Regions from separate parts of the Homo sapiens genome. Here region 2 is linked to region 1. The links are chromatin loops, found by intact Hi-C in ENCODE. Cell type or tissue: mammary epithelial cell. All regions are shown on one strand. Each heading gives the region's core, and the rest is flanking DNA. Links, peaks and the distances in the headings are about the cores only. Region 1 overlaps MED29 (mediator complex subunit 29). Region 2 has its middle 15 kb from the start of LGALS16.

What was found. A loop is a pair of places that touch in the nucleus more often than their neighbours do. Peaks named below come from ENCODE experiments on the same cell type or tissue, not always from the same donor. Only the 100,000 strongest peaks of a DNase experiment are listed, where the experiment ranks them.
Region 2: it touches region 1 in a loop (8-fold over the local background); 3 of 110 quality-filtered maps call a loop at or near these places.

Annotation. Positions count from the first base shown.
Region 1 is chr19:39,394,301-39,403,540 of GRCh38, forward strand. MED29 (mediator complex subunit 29) reads left to right here. Exons shown (of 4, transcript NM_017592.4): 4 at 3,157-6,341. The coding sequence ends at 3,399. Among named protein-coding and RNA genes, the nearest start is that of MED29, 7.5 kb to the left of the region's middle. RefSeq lists enhancers at 4,021-4,070, 7,523-7,742, 9,003-9,240. In mammary epithelial cell, for the core only: a CTCF peak has its summit at 3,531 (motif pointing right); DNase peaks (open chromatin) are centred at 3,541, 4,441 and 7,951; H3K27ac peaks cover 2,910 bases.
Region 2 is chr19:39,663,195-39,677,921 of GRCh38, forward strand. No RefSeq gene overlaps it. Among named protein-coding and RNA genes, the nearest start is that of LGALS16, 15 kb to the left of the region's middle. In mammary epithelial cell, for the core only: CTCF peaks have their summits at 8,990 (motif pointing left) and 10,851; no DNase peak of the experiment used is centred there.

The DNA of each region.
Region 1 (9,240 bases), core at 1-8,000:
ACCCAGGCTGGAGTGCAGTGGCACGATCTAGGCTCACTGCAATCTCCTCCTCCCAGTTTCAAGCGATTCTGGTGCCTCAGCCTCCCAAGTAACTGGGACTATAGGCATACCACGCCTGGCTAATTTTTGTATTTTTAGTAGAGATGGGGTTTCACCATTTTGGCCAGGCTGGTCTTGAACTCCTGGCCTCAAGTGATCCACCCGCCTCAGTCTCCTAAAGTGCTAGGATTACAAGCATGAGCCACTGCACCCGGCCTTTTTTTTTTTTTTTTTTTTTTTTTTGAGACAGAGTCTCACTCTGTCGCCAGGCTAGAGTACAGTGGCGCGACTTCAGCTCACTGCAACCTTGGCCTCCCAGGTTCAAGCGATTCTCTTGCCTCAGCCTCCTGAGTAGCTGGGACTACAGGCACGCACCACCACGCCCAGCAAATTTTTGTATTTTTAGTAGAGATGGGGTTTCACCATGTTGGCCAGGATGGTCTTGATCTCTTGACCTTGTGATCCACCCACCTCACCCTCCCAAAGTGCTGGGATTACAGGCGTGAGCTACCACACCCGGCTTTTTTTTTTTTTCCTCCAAGTCAGAGTCTCACTGTGTCGCCCGGGCTGGACTGCAGTGGCACAGTCTCGGCTCACTGCAGCCTCTACTTCCTGGGCTGAAGTGATCCTCCCACCTCAAAGTAGCTGGGACTACAGGCATGCACTGCCATGCCTGGCTAATTTTTGTATTTTTTGTAGAGACGGGGTTTTGCCATGTTGCTCAGGCCAGTCTTGAACTCCTGGGGTCAAGCAATTCACCCACCTCAGCCTCCCAAGCGCTGGGATTACAGACCGCTGTGCCGGGCCTGGCCTGGGTTTTGAAGGAAAAGTGGGAGGTTGAGAAGCTTGGTAGTGTCAGAACCATGTTCCAAACAGAGGGAATAACATTTGCTTTAAATTTGTTTTAGGAACATCAAGTAATTCATTCTGGCTGAGGTGTGGTAGGCATAGGGCTTGTTGGATTTTGAATATAATCCTAAGGGCACTGGGGAAGCATGGAGGGTTTCAAGCAGGGAAGAATATGGACCTATCTGCTTTTTAGGAATATACCTCTGGCTGACAAATGAGGGGAGGTTGAACCCTGGAGGCAGGAGCCCAAGGGCGCAGCCATGGCAGGATCCAAGGACGCCTGGACTGGGCTCCACCAGGGCGGGGTCGTGAGGAAATGGGGAAGACTGGGGGAACTTGAGAGGCTTCGTGTGCAGGGCTTTGTATATGGGCCACAGGACCGGTGTGCTGGAAGGAGATAAAGTTTCTAGGATGAGGCCCAGGACTCTGGTTTATAATGGAGGACTGTCACTGGGCCCGGTGATTCATGCCTGTAATCCCAGCACTTTGGGAGGCCGAGGCAGGCGGATCACAAGGTCAGGAGATCGAGACCATCCTGGCTAACACGATGAAACCCCGTCTCTACTAAAAATACAAAAATTAGCCGGGCGTGGTGGCAGGCGCCTGCAGTCCCAGCTACTAGGGAGGCTGAGGCAGGAGAATGGCATGAACCCGGGAGGCAGAGCTTGCAGTGAGCCGAGATCGCACCACTGCACTCCAGCCTGGGTGACAGAGCGAGACTCCGTCTCAAAAAAAAAAAAGGAGGACTGTCCCCGAAACAGGGACCTAGGAGAAGCAGTTTTGGGGAGTACAAGGGCCCTACAAATGTCAGGGGGAGGCCAGCGACAGTGTGGGCGCCATTAGTGCAGAGGTGGAAACTGAGTGGTGTGCGTGGGTGTGACAGCCCTGGGAGGGCTTGAACAGTGAGAGAAGACAGGGCCTAGGAATGGCTGCACTTACGTCTTAGGTAGTGTAAGAAGTACCTAGAGCTGGTCAGGCGCGGTGGCTTGTGCCTGTAACTCCAGCATTTTGGGAGCCTGAGGCGGGCAGATCACAAGGTCAGGAGTTCAAGACCAGCCTGGCCAACATGGCAAAACCCTGTCTCTACTAAAAATACAAAAATTAGCCAGGCATGGTGGCGTGCACCTGAAATCCCAGCTACTTGGATGAGACAAGAGAATCTCTTGAACCCGGGAGGTGGAGGTTGCAGTGAACCAAGATGGCGCCACTGCACTCCAGCCTGGGTAACAGAGCGAGACTGTCTCCAAAAAAAAAGGGGCCGGGCACAAGTGGCTCATGCCTGTAATCCCAACACTTTGGGATGCCAAGGCGGGTAGATCACGAGGTTAGGAGTTCGAGACCAGCCTGGCCAATATGGTGAAATCCCGTCTCTACTAAAAATACAAAAATTAGCCAGGCTTGGTGGCATGCACCTGAAGTGCCAGCTCCTCTGGAGGCTGAGGCAGAAGAATCACTTGAACCCAGGAGGCAGAGGTTGCAGTGAGCCAAGATCGTGCTACTGCACTCCAGCCTGGGCAACAGAGCGAGATTCCACCTCAAAAGAAAAAAAAAAAAGCCTGGGCGCGGTGGCTCATGCCTGTAATTCCAGCACTTTGGGAGGCTGAGGCGGGTCGGTCACCTGAGGTCATGAGTTTGAGACCAGCATGGCCAATGTGGTGAAACCTTGTCTCTACTAAAAATAAAAAAAAAATTAGCCGGGTGTGGTGGCGGGTGCCTGTAATCCCAGCTACTCGGGAGGCTGAGGCAGGAGAATCACTTGAACCTGGGAGGCGGAGGTTGCAGTGAGCTGAGATCGTGCCATTGCACTCCAGCCTGGGCAACAAAACCGAAACTCCATCTCAAAAAAAAAAAAGAAAGTAGTACCTAGAGCAGCCAGAGAAGCAGGCAGAAAACCAGGGGTGAGATGCCACTGCCAACACCAGGCCTGGAGCCAGGGCAGTAACAATGATAGTAGCTAACAGTTCTTGGCACTTTAAACAGTGTGCCAGGACCCGTGCCTGTGTCTCATACACCTGCTCTCACTGTTCTCACCTTATGAGGTAGGAAGAGGTGGTTATTAAACCCGTTTTCCAAAGGAGGAAACTGAGGCTCAGAGAAGAGTAGCCGCCATGCCCCCAGGTTCCCCAGCAAATGACTGGCAGGGCCAACCTCTGACTCTAAGACCTGGGAAATCCAGAGGCCAAGCCGACAACCCCCAGCTGGCCCTTGGGGTGGGGTAGAATGACCTCGGGTGGAGCTGATGCTGTCCCCTTGCCTGCCTGTCCACAGCGCCTGGCGCATGAGTGCCTGTCACAGAGTTGTGACAGTGCCAAGCACTCTCCAACGTTGGTGCCCACAGCCACCAAGCCCGACGCAGTGCAGCCTGACAGCCTCCCCTACCCACAGTACCTGGCGGTCATCAAAGCCCAGATTTCCTGTGCCAAGGACATTCACACCGCCCTGCTGGACTGTGCCAACAAGGTCACGGGCAAGACACCCGCACCACCTGCTGGCCCTGGGGGCACTCTGTGAAGTGGGGGACAGGGAGTGGGGCAGGCAGTGGTTGGTGGGTGGTGTGCAAAGGGAATGAAGAGCGTCCTGGGCCTAAACACAGCAGCCTCCTCTCTTCCTGCCTGAGCACCGCAGCGGGAGCCAGCAGGGGGCAGCAGAGGCCAACAGGGAGCTCGCAGGCCGGGCCCCTGCGTCCCTGCCCCTTCTTCCTGCTCCCCCTCCTAGCCTAGGGTAGACTTTGAACTGTGTGTGTTGATGACTTCTCTGTTCCACAGGCCCTCCCCCATTCTTGCCTGGGTGTGGAGCCCTGGCTGTCCCCTCTCCCTCAGTCCTTCCTGACTGTCTCCAGCTGGGAGGTGGTCTCTGTGTGCCACTCCTCTGTGTCTCTATTACAGTTGTGTCTCTCTCATCCTGTCTCTTTTTCCCTTGTTTCTCTGTTCCTGTTAATGTGTTTCTCCCCATGGTCCTATTTCTCTCACTCTGACCTCTCTCTCTTAGTCCCCTTTAGCTGTCTTCTATCCCCAGCTCCTAACTGGGACTCTGTGTCTATGCAGGGGGCCAGCACCCCTGGGTTATCTGGGGCTAAGGGAAGGGACTTCATTTCCAGGGGCCACAGCCAAGCCCAGAGTCCCCCAGCGGCTCGCATGTCAGCCCAGACCCCAGGGTCCTTGGCCTAGGAGAGGAGCAGTGGAGGGGCCCAGGCTCTGAGCTCCACAGGTCTGAGCAGGGAGCAACTCAGGCCCCCACCCAAGCCTGCGTCAGCGGAACTTGAGTGAGGGGCGTTGTGCAATTTGTGGCAAGGCTGGCCCAGCTGGATGCCTGGGTCCCAGTATTTTTAGCCCCAAAGGAGAAGTGAAAAGGCCCCAGCCGGGGTGAATCATCAGTCCTGGGGAAGAACCCAGGCGCCTGAGCCCCAGCTCCGGGAAGCAGGCACTGGGGAGGGGGCTTCAAGGAGGGAGTGCCCCCTCAGACTCCCTGCTTCCCTGGAAGCTTCAGGAAGCTCAGCCTCAGCCTTCAGGCCTGAGCAAGTGCAGGGCGGAGCTACCAGCCCAGGCTCAGATGTTGGGGTGTGAAAGCCTCAAGTGACTCAGCCTGGTTGGAGAACTGCCCCACCCAGTATCTTCTGTGCCATGGTTCCCACATTCGCACTCCATGGCCTCCTGTCCTGGACCCCACGTCTGCAAGGAAACCCTAGGACCATGGATACCTCTGTGATTCACGCTGAGCCCAAGTCCCCACACTGGAAAACTGGGAAATGGCCAGCTGTGTGTCCCAGGAAATTCCTCCCCTTATTCTTCCTTGAAGTGCCCGAGCATGTAGGGCAAGAAGGAAGGCTGAAGCGCTGTCCCTAGGAGGAATTTCTCCTTCAGGGGAGCCTCAGTTTTGCCCATTTATCTAATTGAATCAGTTTTTTACCCAATCCCCCGATTTTGTAGGATAATCTCCCTTATCTAAAGTCAACTGATTATGGACTTTAATCACATCTACAAAACACTTCCATGGCGACAGCTAGATGAGTGTTTGAATAACTGGGACTGTAGCCCGTCCAAGTTGACACATAAAACTGACCATCGGGCCGGGGGCGGTGGCTCACGCCTGTAATCCCAACACTTTGGGAGCCCGAGGCGGGCGGATCACAAGGTCAGGAGTTCGAGACCAGCCTGGCCAACACGGTGAAACCCCGACTCTACTAAAAATACAAAAAATTAGCCGGGTGTGGTGGCACACACCTGTAGTCCCAGCTACTCGGGAGGCTGAGGCAGGAGAATCGTTTGAACCTGGGAGGCAGAGGTTGCAGTGAGCCAAGATCACACTATTGCACTCCAGCCTGGGCGACAGGGCAAGACTCTGTCTCAAAAAAAATAAAAAACTGACCATCTAGTCCTTGTCATCTGGGCACCCTCACACATCTCCTTAACCACACTTAATCTCCAAATAAGTACGATAACATAGTCATAGTCCCACCCAACATGATGCAGTTATCTTGCATACAACTGAAGACAACTAACCCTTTCCCCAACAGAGCCCACCAGCAGTGGTGGAGATGTCGGTCCATGAGCGCACACACAAGACTGAGGGACTGTCGGCCCTCCCAGGTGGTGTCAACACAACATCACACACAGGTGGGGGGGCCTGATAGCCCAGCACCCATGATACAGGGCCTACCAATGCTTAAAACCACACCCAGGGAGCCCACAGAGGCACTCAGTGGGTGGTGGGGTGATGGATACACATCTATCAGGCACAGGGCGGAGGTGGGCACCACTGAGTTGCACTCAGCAAACACATTGGGTATCTTGTGCCCAAGGCCTGTATTTGTGGAGCTGATGTTCTAGTGAGAGACAGTAAATGTGACAAAAGTAAAATATATCAGATGGTGAGAAAACAGAAAAATGAGATCAGAAGTGGAGATGTTGGGGCCAGGCACAGTGGCCCAGGCCTGTAATCCCATCACTTTGGGAGGTGCAGGCAGGCAGATGGCTTGAGCCCAGGAATTCAAGACCAGTCCGAGCAACATAGCAAAAGCCCTTATCTGCAAAAAATTCAAAAATTAGCCAGGTGTGGTGGTGCGTGCCCAGGTTCCCAGGTACTCGGAGGCTGAGAGGTGGGAGGATGCCTTGAGCTTGAGAGGTTGAAGCTGCAGTGAGCTGTGATCGCACCACTGCACTCCAGCTTGGTTCATGGAGACCCTGTTTTTTTAAAAAAAGAAGTGGAGGTGTTTACACCAGCAAAATACTCATTTTTTAAGTGTAATTAAGTTGAAGATCAAAAAATGGAAATGTATAATTAAATCATACTTAGCAAATCTAACACATGAAATGTAACATCTGCATATGGAGAATCGTGTTACTTTATTGAAAAACATTAAAAGTTTGAGAACTTAAGTTGGATTGTGGTTTCGTGAGCATTCATTATGGTTTATATATGTTCCATGTATTTATTATTAAATAGATGACAAGGGTTTTCTTATTCTTGTTTATATATGTTTGAGACCAGTCTCACTCTGTCGCCCAGGCTGGAGTGCAGTGACGCCATCTCGGCTCACTGCAACCTCCGCCTCCTGGGTTCACGTGATTCTGCTGCCTCAGCCTCCCAACTAGCTGGGATTACAGGCGTGCATCACCACACCTGGCTAATTTTTGTATTTTTAGTAGAGACGGGGTTTCACCATGTTGGCCAGGCTGGTCTTGAGCTTCTGACCTCAAGTGATCTGCCCGCCTCGGTCTCCCAAAGTGCTGGGATTACAGGCACAGGCACGAGCCACTGCAGTGGGCCTTTTAATTTTTGTTTTAATCCTTGACAGAGGTCAAGGAAGGCCTCACTGAGAAGGCGATATTAGAGCAGCCCCGAAGGAGAGGGAATGAGCTTGGGGACATCCACACATCCAGGCAAGAGTGCTCCAGACAGAGGGAACTGCAAGTGCCAGGGACCTGGGACAGGAATGTGCTGGGATTTATGGAACACATAAAAAGGAGGCTTGGGCACAATGAGGGAGCAGGGATAGGAGAGGAAATCCAGACAGGTCACAGAGGGCCTTGGTGAGGACTTGGGTTTGCTAGGTAACTAAACCCAGAGGGAGACTACACAGTCTGGTGCACACTGCATGCTCCAGGGACGGGGTGTACGTGAGGTGCACAGCCACCACAAAACAGACCGTGGGGACTCCAGCACACAGCATGTCTGCCCCACTGCAGAGCTAACCCACCATCCTACAATCATGGTGCCCCCAGGGACCCCATCCCATTGACAGTCCCACAAACATACTTTCAGGGAGCAACCCAGCCACATGAATACACAAACAACCCTCTAACCACCACTTTACCAGATAAGCTATCTCTCACCCCATCGCAGACTTTGCCCATCACAGGCTGACTCAGCCCTGTCCTTAGCCCAGCACTATCAGAAGCAGCCTCATCGGCGCTGCCCCAGCTTCTCAGGTACTCATGTCTGCACGTCTGCTCTGCCCACAGAGGCCGACACAAGAACAGTGACATGGAGGGGGGAGCTCGCCAGCTACTCTCCCCATCACGCAGGCTGTAGACGTCAGAAACCAAAGTTCATCGGTTTCTCTGCCTTGTGACTCGGGCCACAGGAACTGCATTCAGACGCCGGCCTGCTGTGGTCTGCACATGCAGTCTCAGACACCCACGACAAAGGACGTGGACATATGTGAACACTTCACACACCCAGGGACTACACACACTGAGCCACAAAGGCCTTGCACACGGCCACAGCTGCAGAGTCACAGATGCTGACACAGCTTCAAATGTGTGTGCCGGGTGTGGTGGCACGTGCCTTTAGTCCCAACTACCTGGGAGGCTGAAGTGGAAGGATCGATTCAGCCTGGGAGGTCGAGGCTGCACTCCAGCCTGGGCAACAGAGCGAGACCCTGTCTCAAAGCAACACACACACACAAAGTTGTGTGTGCACACAGCCTCAGTCACAGGGGAGGGCAGTCATTCCCTCACCCAGGCACCTGCGCGGAGTTACACACACTTAGTCACTGCAGATCCCACAGTGGCTCAGAGCTACGCACAGATATGCAGGTGGGGATGAAAATCTCATGTTCTTAAGAATGCCGCCTCAGAGACAAATTGCAGTACAGTTACAACAGAGCATCCACCCCACACCCAGAGATGGCCAAAGTACACACGGTACAGTCGATCACACAGGCGGTTTCACACATTGATTCACACAGCCAAGTCATGCGGGATTGTATGCACACAGCCTTCTCACAGGAAACTGGGCACACTCGTGTCCCTCACGTTCCCCCACTGCATACCCAGGCACACAGGCTCTCGCAGCCCCAGATGCCAAGGCGCACACCTTTGCACCCGCAAGCACACATACTGTTCACACAACCGGGTACACATGACGGCTAGCCCAGGCCCGCCGCCCACGCAGTCGCAGGCCAGGGTACACACGGCCAGCGCCGCCCTTGGCCACGCCCGCTCAGGCCCAGGCAATCGCGCCAGGCGCACACACGGCGCGAGCACACGTGCCGCGGGTACACGATCCCCAGCTCGCCCGCGCACTCGGCCAGCTCTCACACCCCCGCGTTTCCCGTCCCCGCTTGTTTTTCTGGAAACTCTGCTCTCCCCTCCCCTCCCCCTAGGCCGGAAGTGTTGGCTGTATTTTTAGCCTCTCTGGTTTCCGCCCCTTTCCTTCTTTCCCCGCCCGCCCAGGACTGGCCCCAGCGCCCCGCGGGGGGACCCCGGCCATCCCCTTCCCCACCGTCATTCCAGAGGGGATTCCCGGCCGCCGCTGGGGCCGCGGATTTTCCCGCTGGCTACGTAGGGAGCAGGGAGGAGTCCTGCCATGAACTTCCTTCTGGCCTGGGACGCCCGAGATCTGAGGGGAGGGCTGAGGGCCTGGTCTCCTGGATCTGATCGAGGACAGGCTGGGGGTCTCCCGGGTCTGAGGGAGGAGGAGTTAGGGGCCTGAACCGCTGGATCTGAGGGAGGAGGAGATGGGGGCCTGGACCCCTGGGTCTGAGGGAGGAGGGGCTGGGGTCTCGGGGGACCTGAGGATCTGAGGGAGGAGGGGCTGGAGGCCTGGACCCCTGGGTCTGAGGGAGGGGGGGTTGGGAGTCTCCCGGGTCTGAAGGAGGAGGAGTTAGGGGCCTGGACCCCTGGATCTGAGGGAGGAGGAGCTGGGGGCCTGGACCCCTGGTTCCGAGGGAGGAGGGGCTGGGGGCCTGGACCCCTGGATCCGAGGGAGGGGGGTGCTGGGGGCCTGGAGTCCTGGGTCTGAGGGAGGAGGGGCTGGGGACCCAGGGCCCTGGGTTACTGCGAGGGAGGAGGGACTGAGGCCTTGGCTCCTGGGTCCCCCAGGTCTGTGGGTTTGGGGAGGTGGAGGACC
Region 2 (14,727 bases), core at 4,372-12,371, 270 kb after region 1:
TCCACAGTGGAGTAGAAATTAGAACAGAATTAATAATACTGTGTATGCTCTCAGTTCACCAATTTATCAAAACTAGCTTTATGATGCAGGAGGGTGTCTGCCCTTTTGCAATTGGAAGAAAAGAAAGAATATTTCATTTTTCGACTCTTTAGATTTTCTTCACTAACAGTATTTCCACAGCTAAGTAAGGGATTTGCAAGTAGCATCAAGAGAAAAAAGCAGGCTTGAGCAGCTTTTAAAATATGGTCTTAAAATATGGAAATTGGAGCCATGTGTGGTGGCTCACACTTGTAATCCCAGCACTTTGGGAGCCTGAGGTGGGAGGATTGCTTGAGGTCAAAAGTTTGAGACCAGCCTAGGCAGCATAGCAAGATCCCCATCGTTACAAAAAATAATAATTTTTTAAAAAATCAGCTGGATGTGGTGGTGCATGCCTTAGAGTCCTAGTTACTTGGGCGGCTGAGGTAGGAGGAGCTCTTGAGCCCAAGAGTTCAAGTCTGCAGTGAGCTACAATTGCACCACTGTACTCTAGCCTGGGAAACAAAGTGAGACTCTCTCTCTCTCTCTCTCTCTCTCTCTCTCTCTCTCTCTCTCTATATATATATATATATATATATATATATATATATACACATACACACACACACACACATACATACATATATATGTATGTATATATACACATATATATGTATGTATATATACACATATATATGTATGTATATATACACATATATATGTATGTATATATACACATATATATGTATGTATATATATACATACATATACATACATATATATGTGGAAAAGGGAAGGGGCCAAGAATGTCAAAGACATTATTAAAGAAAAGGAAAGATTTCTCCTGCCAAATATCAGAAGTTTTATAAAGCTACAGCAATTAAGATAGTGTGGTCTTCATTGATAAACTGACCAATGAAACAGAATAGAGAGCTCCCAAACAAATCTCCACAAATTTAATATTTGATATGTGATGCAGGTGACATGGCAGATCAGCAAAGAAAGAAAGGACTTTTCAATACATAGGAAAGAAAAATAATGGTTACTGATATAGGAAACAAAATGAAATTATATTCCTTCTTCGCTCTATATACAAACATTAAATTCCAGATGGACCAAAGACTTATGTGTCAGAAACAAAACTTTAAAACTTTTAGTAGAAAATGTAAGTGAATGAGACACAAAAAGCCATTTAACCATTAAAAAAGATTAGATGTTTTGACTATCACAAAATTGAGAACTTTTTACATCAAAAAGTGAAAAGATAAGCTGGGCATGGTGTCTCAAGCCTGTAATCCCAACAGTAGATCACCTGAGGTCAGGAGTTTGACACCAGGCTGGCCAACATGGTGAAACCCTGTCTCCACTGAAAATATAAGAAATTAGCCAGGCATTGGTGGCAGACACTAGCAATCCCAGCTACTTGGGAAGCTGATGCACGAGAATCTTCTGAACCCGGGAGGTGGAGGTTACAGTGAGCCACTGCACTCCAGCCTGAATGGCAGAGTGAGACTCTGTCTCAAAAAAAAAGTAAAAATTAAAAAATAAAAGTAAAAAAGTGAAAAGATAAACTATAAACTAGAAGAAGATATTTGCAGTACCTAAAACCTATGAAAGATTAATATCAAATCAACAAAGTATAAGGAGTTCCTATGAATTAATTTTAAAAATAGCATCCCAAAAGAAAATTGGGAAAAGACATTAATAGGGATTTCACAAAAGAGAATGCCCCCAAAACATAAAAATTTTCTCATCCTCATTAGTAATCAAGAAAATGCACAAGATACTACATATCTATTCGCTCCACAAATATTAAGAAGTTTGACAATACCAAATGTATTAGTCGACATTCACGCTGCTGATAAAGACATAACTGAGACTGGGAAGAAAAAGAGGCTTAATGGATTTATGGTTCCACATGGCCAAGGAGGCCTCAGAGTCATAGCAGTGGATGAAAGGCACTTCTTACATGGCAGTGGCAAGAGAATATGAGAAGGAAGCAAAAGACGAAACCCCTGATAAACCCATCAGATCCTGTGAGACTTATTCACTATAACAAGAATAGCATGGGAAAGACCAGCCCAAGGGATTCAACTACCTCCCCCTGGGTCCCTCCCTTAACACATGGGAATTCTGAGAGATACAATTGAAGCTGAGATGTGGGTAGGTACATAGCCAAACCATATTAATCTGCTCCTGGCCCCTCCAAATCTCATGTCCTCACATTTCAAAACCTATCATGCCTTCCCAACAGTCCCCCAAAGTCTTAACTCATTTCAGCATTAACCCAAATGTCTGCTGTCCAAAGTCTCATCTGATAAAAGGCAAGTCTCTTCTGCCTATGAGCCTGTAAAATCCAAAGCAAGCTAGTTACTTCCTAGATACAATGGGGGTACAGGTAATTGAGTAAATACAGCTGTTCCAAATGGGAGAAATTGGCCAAAACAAAGGGGTTACAGGCCCCATGCAAGTCCTAAATCCAGCCAGGTAGTCAAATTTTAAAGCCCCAAAATGATCTCCTTTGACTCCATGTTTCACATCAAGGTCATGCTGATGCAAGAGGTGGACTCCCATGGCCTTGTGTAGTTCTGCCCCTGTAGCTTTGCAGGGTATAGCCCACCTCCTGGCTGTTTTCATGGGCTGATGTTGAGTGTCTGAAGCTTTTCCAGGCTCATGGTGCAAGGTATCTGGGGTCTGGAGGACAGTGTCCCTCTTCTCACAGCTCCACTAGGAAGTGCTCCAGTAGGGACTCTGTGTAGGGGCTCTGATCCTTCCACATTTCCCTTCCACATGGCCCTAGCAGAGGTTCTCCATGAGAGCCCCACCCCTGTAGCAAACTTCTGCTTGGACATCCAGGCGTTTTCATACATCCTCTGAAATCTAGGTGGAGGTTTCCAAATCTCAATTCTTGACTTCTGTGCAGTTGCAGGCTCAACACCAGGTGGAAGCTGCCAAGGCTTGGTGCTTGCACTCTCAAAGCCATGGCCTGAGTTCTATGTTGGCCCCTTTCAGCCATGGCTGGAGTGGCTGAAACACAGAGCACCAAGGCCCTAGGCTACACACAGCACAGTGATCCTGGGCCCGGCCCACAAAACCATTTTTTCCTTGTAGGCCTCTGGGCCTGTGATGGGAGGGGCTGCTGTGATGATCTCTGACATGCCCTGTAGACACTTTCCCCATTGTCTTGGGGATTAACATTCAGCTTCTCACTACTTATGTGAATTTCTTCAGGCAGCTTGAATTTATCCTCAGAAAATGGCATTTTCTTTTCTATCACATTGTCAGGCTGCAAATTTTCCAAACTTGTATGCTCTGCTTCCTTTATAAAACTGAATGTCTTTAACATCATCTGAGTCTCCTCTTGAATACTTTACTGCTTAGAAATTTCTTCCACCAGATACCCTGAATCATCTCTCTCAAGTTCAGTGTTCCACAGATCTCTAGGGCAGGGGCAAAATGCTGCCACTCTTTTTGCTAAAACATAATGAGAGTCACCTTTGCTCCTGTTCCCAACAAGTTCCTCATCTCCGTCTGAGACCACCTTAGCCTGGACCTTATTGTTCATAACACTATCAGCATTTTGTCAATGCCATTCAACAAGTCTCTATGAGGTTCCAAATTTTCCCACATTTTCCAGTCTTCTTCTGAGTCCTCCAAACTGTTCCAACCTCTGCCTGTTACCAAGTTTCAAAGTCGCTTCCACATTTTTGGGTATCTTTTCAGCAGCACCCCACTTCACTGGTACCATATTACTGTATTAGTCCATTTTCACACTGCTGATAAAGACAAATTCAAGTCTGAGAAGAAAAAGGGGTTTAATTGGATTTACGGTTCCACATGGTGTGGGAGGCTTCAGAGTCACGGCAGGAGGCAAAAGGCACTTCTTATATGGCAGCAGCAAGAGAAAATGAGGAGGAAGCCAAAGCAGAAACCCCTGATAAACCCATCAGATCTCATGAGACTTATTCACTATCATGAGAATAGCACAGGAAAGACTGGCCCCCATGATTCAGTGACCTCACCCTGGGTCCCTCCCACAACATGTGGGAATTCTGGGAGATAGAATTCAAGCTGAGGTTTGGTTGGGGATACAGCCAAACCATATCAACAAATATGGAGAGACTGTGGATCAACAAGATCATCTCGAATTAATACAGGAGGTGAGAGTTTAAATTAGAACAACCACTTTGGAAAATAATTTGGATTATCTTATAAAAATGAGCATTCTTCCAGGAGCTGGTTTTTTGAAAGGATCAACAAAATTGATAGACCGCTAGCAAGACTAATAAAGAAGAAAAGAGAGAAGAATCAAATAGACGCAATAAAAAATGATAAAGGAGATATCACCACCGATCCCATAGAAATACAAACTGCCATCAGAGAATACTACAAACACCTCTACTCAAATGAACTAGAAAATCTAGAAGAAATGGATAAATTCCTCGACACATACACCCTCCCAAGACTAAAACAGGAAGAAGTTGAATCTCTGTATAGACCAATAACAGGCTCTGAAATTGAGGCAATAATCAATAGCTTACCAACCAAAAAAAGTCCAGGACCAGATGGATTCACAGCTGAATTCTACCAGAGGTACAAGGAGGAACTGGTACCATTCCTTCTGAAATTATTCCAATCAATAGAAAAAGAGGGAATCCTCCCAAACTCATTTTATGAGGCCAGCATCATCCTGATACCAAAGCCTGGCAGAGACACAACCAAAAAAGAGAATTTTAGACCAATATCCTTGATGAACATTGATGCAAAAATCCTCAATAAAATACTGACAAACCGAATCCAGCAGCACATCAAAAAGCTTATCCACCATGATCAAGTGGGCTTCATCCCTGGGATGTAAGGCTGGTTCAATATATGCAAATCAATAAATGTAATCCAGCATATAAACAGAACCAAAGACTAAAACCACATGATTATCTCAATAGAAGCAGAAAAGGCCTTTGACAAAATTCAACAACCCTTCATGCTAAAAACTCTCAATAAATTAGGTATTGATGGGATGTATCTCAAAGTAATAAGAGCTATCTATGACAAACCCACAGCCAATATCATACTGAATGGGCAAAAACTGAAAGCATTCCCTTTGAAAACTGGCACAAGACAGGGATGCCCTCTCTCACCACTCCTATTCAACATAGTGTTGGAAGTTCTGGCCAGGGCAATTAGGCAGGAGAAGGAAATAAAGGGTATTCAATTAGGAAAAGAGGAAGTCAAATTGTCCCTCTTTGCAGATGACATGATAGTATATCTAGAAAACCCCATTGTCTCAGCCCAAAATCTCCTTAAGCTGATAAGCAACTTCAGCAAAGTCTCAGGATACAAAATCAATGTACAAAAATCACAAGCATTCTTATACACCAATAACAGACAAACAGAGAGCCAAATCATGAGTGAACTCCCATTCATGATTGCTTCAAAGAGAATAAAATACCTAGGAATCCAACTTACAAGGGACGTGAAGGACCTCTTCAAGGAGAACTACAAACCACTGCTCAATGAAATAAAAGAGGATACAAACAAATGGAAGAACATTCCATGCTCATGGGTAGGAAGAATCAATATCGTGAAAATGGCCATACTGCCCAAGGTAATTTACAGATTCAATGCCATCCCCATCAAGCTACCAATGACTTTCTTCACAGAATTGGAAAAAACTACTTTCAAGTTCATATGGAACCAAAAGAGAGCCCGCATCGCCAAGTCAATCCTAAGCCAAAAGAATAAAGCTGAAGGCATCATGCTACCTGACTTCAAACTATACTACAAGGCTACAGTAACCAAAACAGCATAATACTGGTACCAAAACAGCATAATACTGGTACCAAAACAGAGATATAGATCAATGGAACAGAACAGAGCCCTCAGAAATAACGCCACATATCTACAACTATCTGATCTTTGACAAACCTGAGAAAAACAAGCAATGGGGAAAGGATTCCCTATTTAATAAATGGTGCTGGGGAAATTGGCTAGCCATATGTAGAAAGCTGAAACTGGATCCCTTCCTTACACCTTAAACAAAAATTAATTCAAGATGGATTAAAGACTTAAACGTTAGACCTAAAACCATAAAAACCCTAGAAGAAAACCTAGGCATTACCATTCAGGACATAGGCATGGGCAAGGACTTCATGTCTAAAACACCAAAAGCAATGGCAACAAAAGCCAAAATTGACAAATGGATCTAATTAAACTAAAGAGCTTCTGCACAGCAAAAGAAACTACCGTCAGAGTGAACAGGCAACCTACAAAATGGGAGAAAATTTTTGCAACCTACTCATCTGACAAAGGGCTAATATCCAGAATCTACAATGAACTCCAACAAATTTACAAGAAAAAAACAAACAACCCCATCAAAAAGTGGGCAAAGGACATGAACAGACACTTCTCAAAAGAAGACATTTATGCAGCCAAAAAACACATGAAAAAATGCTCACCATCACTGGCCATCAGAGAAATGCAAATCAAAACCACAATGAGATACCATCTTATACCAGTTAGAATGGCAATCATTAAAAAGTCAGGAAACAACAGGTGCTGGAGAGGATGTGGAGAAATAGGAACACTTTTACACTGTTGGTGGGACTGTAAACTAGTTCAACCATTGTGGAAGTCAGTGTGGCAATTCCTCAGAGATCTAGAACTAGAAATACCATTTGACCCAACCATCCCATTACTGGGTATATACCCAAAGGACTATAAATCATGCTGCTATAAAGACACATGCACACGTATGTTTATTGTGGCACTATTCACAATAGCAAAGACTTGTAACCAAGCCAAATGTCCAACGTTGATAGACTGGATTAAGAAAATGTGGCACATATACACCATGGAGTACTATGCAGCCATAAAAAATGATGAGTTCATGTCCTTTGTAGGGACATGGATGAAATTGGAAATCATCATTCTCAGTAAACTATCGCAAGAACAAAAAACCAAACACTGCATATTCTCACTCATAGGTGGGAATTGAACAATGAGAACACATGGACACAGGAAGGGGAACATCACACTCTGGGGACTGTTGTGGGGTGGGGGAAGGGGGGAGGGATAGCTTTAGGAGATATACCTAATGCTAAATGATGAGTTAATGGGTGCAGCACACCAGCATGGCACATGTATACATATGTAACTAACCTGCACATTGTGCACATGTACCCTAAAACTTAAAGTATAATAATAATTTTTTAAAAAAGAAAATGACATAAGAAAAAAAAAAAAGAAAAAACAGATAAAGTGCACTTTGTCTGTATTTACAGCCCATAATCAAGAAATCATTGCCCAATCTCATGTCATGATGATATCTGCCTGTCATTATCATTTCTCCTATCATTATCATTGAAGGTCTTACGTTTACTCATTGATACATTTTGAGTTCACTATTGTATATGTTATAAGCTAAGGGACCAGTATGTGTAAGTCCAGTTTTCCCAGCATCACGTGTTGAGAAGTCTGTCCTTTTCCAATGCGATGGTCGTAGCCCATTGTGGACTCTCAGGTGACCCTCTGTGAGTGTTTCTAGGCTCTCTATTCTACTCCTTTGATTTCTATGCCTCTCCTTAAGCCAGCACCACACTGTCATGATATTATAGCTTTTTAAAGAGGTCAAACATTGGCCACAATAAAATATGCACTTCCAAAGCCATTTTTAGGTATTATATATCATGGATTAGGCTCTTTTTTTTTATTCTCAGGACCTACATGGACACTATTTCTCATCCTTGTGATACAGGAGTTATTAAGAAATAATTTTTAGGTAGATAGTAAGGGTAAAAGTTCTTGGTGGAAATTTTCCTGTAATAAGAAACAACCCCCAAACCATCTCTTTTCTAACAGAAAAGGTGGCTTGAAGGGCCAGGAGAGCAAGCTTTGATATGCAAATACTGGGTCATTAGAAACGAGGTTCACTCAATGTGGTGATTCCTGCCATCTTTTCCTTGTCACCAGGTGTACCAAGTGTCATGGCCACTTTCAGATAACACCATGTGTTCGAAACATCATGGCAACCCGCATTTGCATATTAAAGGGCTAAGATGGGAGGGCCAGATTTTTCACAGGCTACAGAAATTACACACCTGGTCAAACCAATCCCCTGGGCCCTATGGAAACCAGAAGCCGCCTCCTCCAGCATCCCAATATAAGCAATCACTTTTCCACCACACATGGTTTTTATGTGTGTGTGTGTGATAGGTTTTTATTTATTATTATACTTTAAGTTCTAGGGTACATGTGCACAACGTGCAGGTTTGTTACATATGTATACATGTGCCATGTTGGTGTGCTGCACCCATTAACTCGTCATTTACATTAGGTATTTCTCTTAATGCTTTCCCTCCCCCCATCATTCTGAGCAAACTATCGCAGGGACAGAAAACCAAACACCGCATGTTCTCACTCGTAGGTGGGAATTGAACAATGAGAACACTTGGACACAGGGTGGGGAGCATGGGGGGTTTTTTGTTCGAATCCCCCTCTCTCTGTCTCTGTACGGGGGAGCTGTTTTCTTCCTTCCTTCTTTCTTGCCTATGAAACTTTTCACCCCTTAAAACCACTCCACATGTGTCCATGTTGTTAATCTTATCAGCACGAGACCAAGGACCCTGGTTCCCTCCAGTCATCGGAGCCATATCTTTTAGGTGCATTGGCCAGGAATGGGAATTCATTCATCAGACTGGTGAGTATGGAGCAAATCTCAACTTTAAATCTGTCTTTTAATCTCTAGGCTCTCTTCCAGCTATCCTGCCACCAAACTTTCTTTCTCTCTCTACCCGCGGTCTCTTACTGTCTCTCTCACTGTGTCTAATGTGCAGGAATCTTTACAGTTCAGGGAAACAGGTCTGTTAGAGAAGATCATGAATCAAGGCAGGCAGTAACTCAATAAACGTCTGTCTCTCTAAGGTTTCGCTGGTGAGCACATGGTATTTCTAAGCCAAAACCGCCACCTGGTGGAAATAAAAATCCTCTTCATGAGACACTTGGTTCTCTGTGGTACGTTGCAGCTTCACAATTTCTCCATTTTGCACTTTTTTACTGCTACTTCTGTGGACGGGAAACTCTGGTTTCAACCATTAGGAGTAAGATGTCTTCCACAGCCAGATTTTAGTCCCAATATTGTCCCATCAGTAGGAAAACTGCCATTCGGTTCCTACACTCTTTTAAGGCACCTATTCTGTCTCCAATTAAGACAGTACTTAATTGGTAAGGGGATATTAAGTTTAGAAGTTAACCAGAACAGTTTTTTTTAAAGGGTAAATGCATTAGCACGGGTCATAATAGCAGGCAATCTAGCACATTGCCTCCATTAAAGGAGCCTTGCCCAGAGGTGACACAGTCTCCCCGGAGATCCGTTTTCAGGGAGCCAGGCAAACTGCACATGTTTAGGAAATCAAAGGTAAATCACACAAGGCAGATAAGCTAAGACTGCATGGGTAAGCACGGGTAGCCCCATCACTTAGTTCATCCAGCTCTATGGCTTGGAGGACCACACCTACAGCCATGGGTGGCACATTTAACATGGTGCCGGGATCCAGAAACCAGGGAGGGGAAGTAATCAGAGGATGCTCCCTGTCTGCTCCTCCACTCTGGGTCATACCAAAAGGAAGGAGACTAAGAAGATGCTTTGTATTCTTTCTTCTTTTTCTAAATGGATAATAAATTATCTTTAGGTTGCACCCCTCTGGAGTGCACTCTGAAACACTGAAACTTCCTTAATCTCAAAACTGTAAAGAGAAAAGCAATTTATTTTCTTTTGCACAAGGACATGGCATTTTTACTAAATGGGAGGGAAGCGGTTCTCATAAACAACCCTAACTAAAACTTCAATAGCTCAGGAAATGATAGGAAAAGGAAGTACTTTTTAATACTCACTATAAAAGGCCTAGAGGAAACCAGGGCCAAACCTCTCAGTTACTCTAAGCTGTCTATAATGAACCAAAAGCCAGATAATAATTCTGTAGCCTTTATGGAAAGGCCAAGAGAGGCACTAATAGAGTACATCTCCTTATCCCCTAATTCAATGGAGGAACAGCTCATTTTGAAGGAGAAGTTTATTACAAAAGCAGCTCCTGATATTAAAACTAAAAAAGCAAGCTTAGGACAAAATACCACCTTAGAGAACCTCCTGCAAGTGGCGACTTTGGTCTTTTATAATAGGGACAAGGAGGAGTCCCAACAAAAGCGGGGGAATCTCAAGAGAAGGACAGAGGCTCCAGCAGCAGCTTTGCAAGCTTGTAAAGTCCAGAATCCCCAAGGTACATCCACTAGTTGCTATTGGCATGGCAGCCCAGAGCATTTTTAAAAGGAATGCCCAGGCAGCAAGATGAAGCAAACTCAACCCTATCCAGGCTGTGGCAAAAACCACTGGAAACAGAACTACCCCCAGAGGCAGAGGTCACTGGGTTCAAAATCAGCCTCACAGATGGTCCAGCAGGAATGATGGGTCCAAGGGCTCCAACATTGGCTCCAGTGACTCAAACTGCCATAGAGCACAGGAGTCCTAGAGGATTCTGGAAATTTACAAAAGGAAAGTAAACCTCCTTCTAAGCACTAGAGCCAGTCTCTCTCTTTTCTCCTCTCTAATCCAGGCCTCCGCTCTTCTCATAGCACAACTGTAAAGGGCATCTCGGGAAAAACTCTAATCCAATATTTTTTTCAACCTTAGCTGTAGTTAGAAAGACCTATTTACACGTGCTTCCAAGTCATTGTCATAATAGCTCTACTAGTCAAAAAAGCCTCCAAGTTAACCCTAGGAAATAATTCAACTGTTTACAGCCCACATAATGTGGCAGGATCACTGACCTCTAAGGGGAGCTCTTAGCTAGTAAACAGCCAGTAAAGCAAGAAGTACATAAGGCAGGATGAGCAGTAGTCACTGCCCCAAACACAAGCACTCAATTAGCTGAGCTAATAGCTCTTACAAGAGCACTTAAATTAAGCCAGAGAAAGATAGCTAACATTTCTACTAACTCCAAGTATGCTTTCCTAATTGTCCATGCTCATGCTGCTATTTAAAAGGAAAGGCATTTTCTTACCACTAATGAATCTCCCATAAAATATCACCAGGAAATTAATAGGTTATTATCCTCAGTTTTTCTTCCACAAGAAATAGCAGGATGCATTGTAGGGAACATCAAAAGAAAATAAATAAGGTAAGCAAAGGAAATAAATTAACTGGTCAGCCAGCTAAGACAGAGGCAAGGAAGTCTCAGGGCATTAACACAACTAGTGAAAGCCCAAGTCCAGGAACTAAAACCATCTTTATTTAATCCAGGAAATTTAGTATTAGTGAAAAATCTCATCTCTCTCCTTCCCTAAGCCAAGCTGGGAAGGGCCCTCCACTGTTCTTCTTTCAACCCTCTCAGTAGTAAAATTTACAGGAATCAACTCCTGAATACATCACACTAAAGTCAAAGCTTAAAAAGCTGGGGGAGCAACCCCTAACAGTCCAGAGAAACATCCAGAATGTCCATGTGGAAAAGCAGAAAATGTTAAGCTAAAAATCACAAAAATTAAGTAACTGAGTAAGGTCTACCCATCTTACTCAGTCCCACATTTACCTCAACATATACTTGTTGTCATTTCTGCCCTTTCCTGTCAAAATTTGCCACCAAATATTAAAACTTCTTTTTAATGTATAATTGCAGAAAATTTTAATGATAAATGAAATTGCACTTGGAACTCCGTAAATCCCCAAAGGGAAATGTTATATCTTGACAAGTAAAGTTTTAAACAAATGTTTTTTACTATCCCACTCTTGTGGGAATTGTTATAGTTATGCTACTATTTGTGATAAAACTATACACTGTGGCACCCACAATGTGGAATTCTGGTTGTAAAATTCTAATTCGTGCTCCTATGAGAATCTAATGCTGGGGCTTATCTGACAGGAGGCCACTCACGCAGTAATGCTTACCCACTGCTCACCTCCTGCTTTGTGGCTTCTTTCCTAACAGGCCACGGATTGTTACTGCTCTATGGCTTGAGGGTTGGGGACCCCTGCTCTAGGGTGTATCTCTTTCAGGGTTCCAACTAAAAGCCTAACTCTCTCTCCCACTTGGCAGACAACAACCTATAATTTTTGTATCTTCAGATCCACAAGACTGATAGAAGTTCTACTCTGCCACCACCTAAGAATCAACTTCTAATTTATGATACTATTTTAATTTCCCCAATTGTACAAAAGCATGTCCTTTATAGCTGTTTTAAAATCCATTATCCAATCAGGTTTCATGCACTTTGGTGCTATACTTCTTTGGTCTCTTTTAATCTAGAACATTCTCCCTGCCTTGTTATGACATTTTTTGATGCTTTTTGAATTTTTGTCATATATAAGGCTCCAAAAATGAAAATGAGCTTGGTGGTATGAGGAATTGAAAAGAGGTCAGTATATCAGGCATTTCTTGCACCACGTGTTATCCTCTCAGCCCCACCTCTTCATCCAGCCATTGCTAAGGTGACCAGGTCCAGACAGTTGTTCACTAGCTTCATGCAGGTACACACTGACAGTGCCTCTCCTTAGTATCTATCTTTCCAGTACCTTCCTCTTTCCAGCACTGGGCTTCTTTGAGATGGTAGAATAGGACTTTTGCAGAAATCCTCTCAGCACCCATGCATTTGCAAACCAAAGTTGTGGGAGACTTAATGCCAACAGGATGACTTTTTAACAACTGGGGATGGGGGCAGATGGATAAATACTTCCTTTCATCTTCTGGGCAGAGAGTACTAAGAAACATTTCTTATTTGGTCGGGGTGAGGGTGAAAACCAAGCTTATGCCAGAAAAAGTCATAGAAAGCAGCTGGACCCTCATACTGGGAACCTAAATCTCTTATTGGGCAGATCACTGTAAAGATCCATTGCTGGTAAGTGAAGTAGTGATTACCCATGGCATACTAAGTATCACAATTACTAAGTATTGCTTGGTATTACAATTACGAGTTCACAATGACTAAGCATAGTCGCCTGTGTGTTCTTGGCAGGAAGTGCTGAGAGAAGGTGAAGCACTGGACTCCAGAAGCTGTGGCACTAGAATGGTAGGGGTACAATGGGAATCATAGGATTCTGGAAGTATTTGGTTTGGTTTTAACTGCATTGGAATTATTTTTACAAAAAGAAAGAAAGAGCTGGGCTCAGTGGCTCACGCCTGTAATCCCAGGCTGAGGCTGGTGGATCATGAGGTCAGGAGTTCAAGACCAGCCTGATCAACATGGCAAAACCCTATTTCTACTAAAAATACAGAAATTGGCTGGGCGCAGTGGCTCATGCCTGTAATCCCAGCACTTTGGGAGGCCGAGGTGGGCGGATCACGAGGTCAGGAGATCGAGACCATCCTGGCTAACACAGTGAAACCCTGTCTCTATTAAAAATACAAAAAATTAGCTGGGTGTGGTGGCAGGTGCTTGTAGTCCCAGCTACTTGGGAGGCTGAGGGAGGAGAATGGCATGAACCCAGGAGGCAGAGGTTGCAGTGAGCCAAGATCACACCACTGCACTCCAGCCTGAGTGACAGAGTGAGACTGTGTCTCAAAAAAAAAAATAATAATACAGAAATTAGCCAGGCATGGTGGCAGGTGCCCGTAGTCCCAGCTACTCAAGAGGCTGAAGCAGGAGAATCGCTTGAGCTCAGGAGGAGGTGGAGGTTGCAGTGAGTCAAGGTCACACCACTTAATCCAGCCTGGGCAACAGAGCGAGAATCCATCTAAAAAAAAAAAAAAAAAAGAATGAATGAATGAATGAAAAAAGGAGAGGGACTTATTCATGCTCACCAACTACCAATTAAAGGCACACTTTGAACACTAGATGTTCCTGATGATAGCATTTAAAGAAACCCTCACATCCTGCAAGCACAGGGAAGAGAGTGCTGAGTGCTGAAACCCATATGTAGGATCTAATTTCTAAAAACATGGCATAACTGCAAAGGAAACTGGTGGCATGGTCTTAACAAATGCCAGATTACAAAGTGAATGCTCTGATAGTTGGATAACTCAGCTTCCTAATATCATAACTTGCTTTAAAAAACTACAGTAATCAAAATGCATTCATACCAGCTTAAAGATAAGCCTATAGACCAGTGGAACAGAATTGAGAGTCAAAATAAATCTAAACATCCATCGTAAGTTGATTTCCACAAGGGTGCCAAGATCATTCAATGTGGGAACAAATTGTCTCCTGAATAAATGGTTTTTGGTTTTTGTGGGGTTTTTTGTTTGTTTGTTTTTAACTTTTATTTTAAGTTCAGGAGTACATGTGCAGGATGTGCAGGCTTGTTATACACGTAAACCTGTCATGGAGGTTTTTTGTACTGAATATCCACATGTAAAAGAATGAATCTGGACCCTCACCTTATACTATATACAGAAATTAACTCAAAATGGATCAACAACCCAAATTTAAGAGATAAAACTGCCAAATATGGGCCAGGCATGGTGGCTCACACCTTTAATCCCAGCACTCTGGGAGGCCGAGGAGGGTGGATCACGAGGTCAGGTTCCTGGCTAACACGGTGAAACCCCGTCTTTACTAAAAATACAAAAAATTAGCGGGGCATGGTGGCGGGTGCCTGTAGTCCCAGCTACTCGGGAGGCTGAGGCAGGAGAATGGCGTGAACCCAGGAGGCAGAGCTTGCAGTGAGCCGAGATCACACCACTGCACTCCAGCCTGGGCAACAGAGCAAGACTCCATCTAAAAAACGCC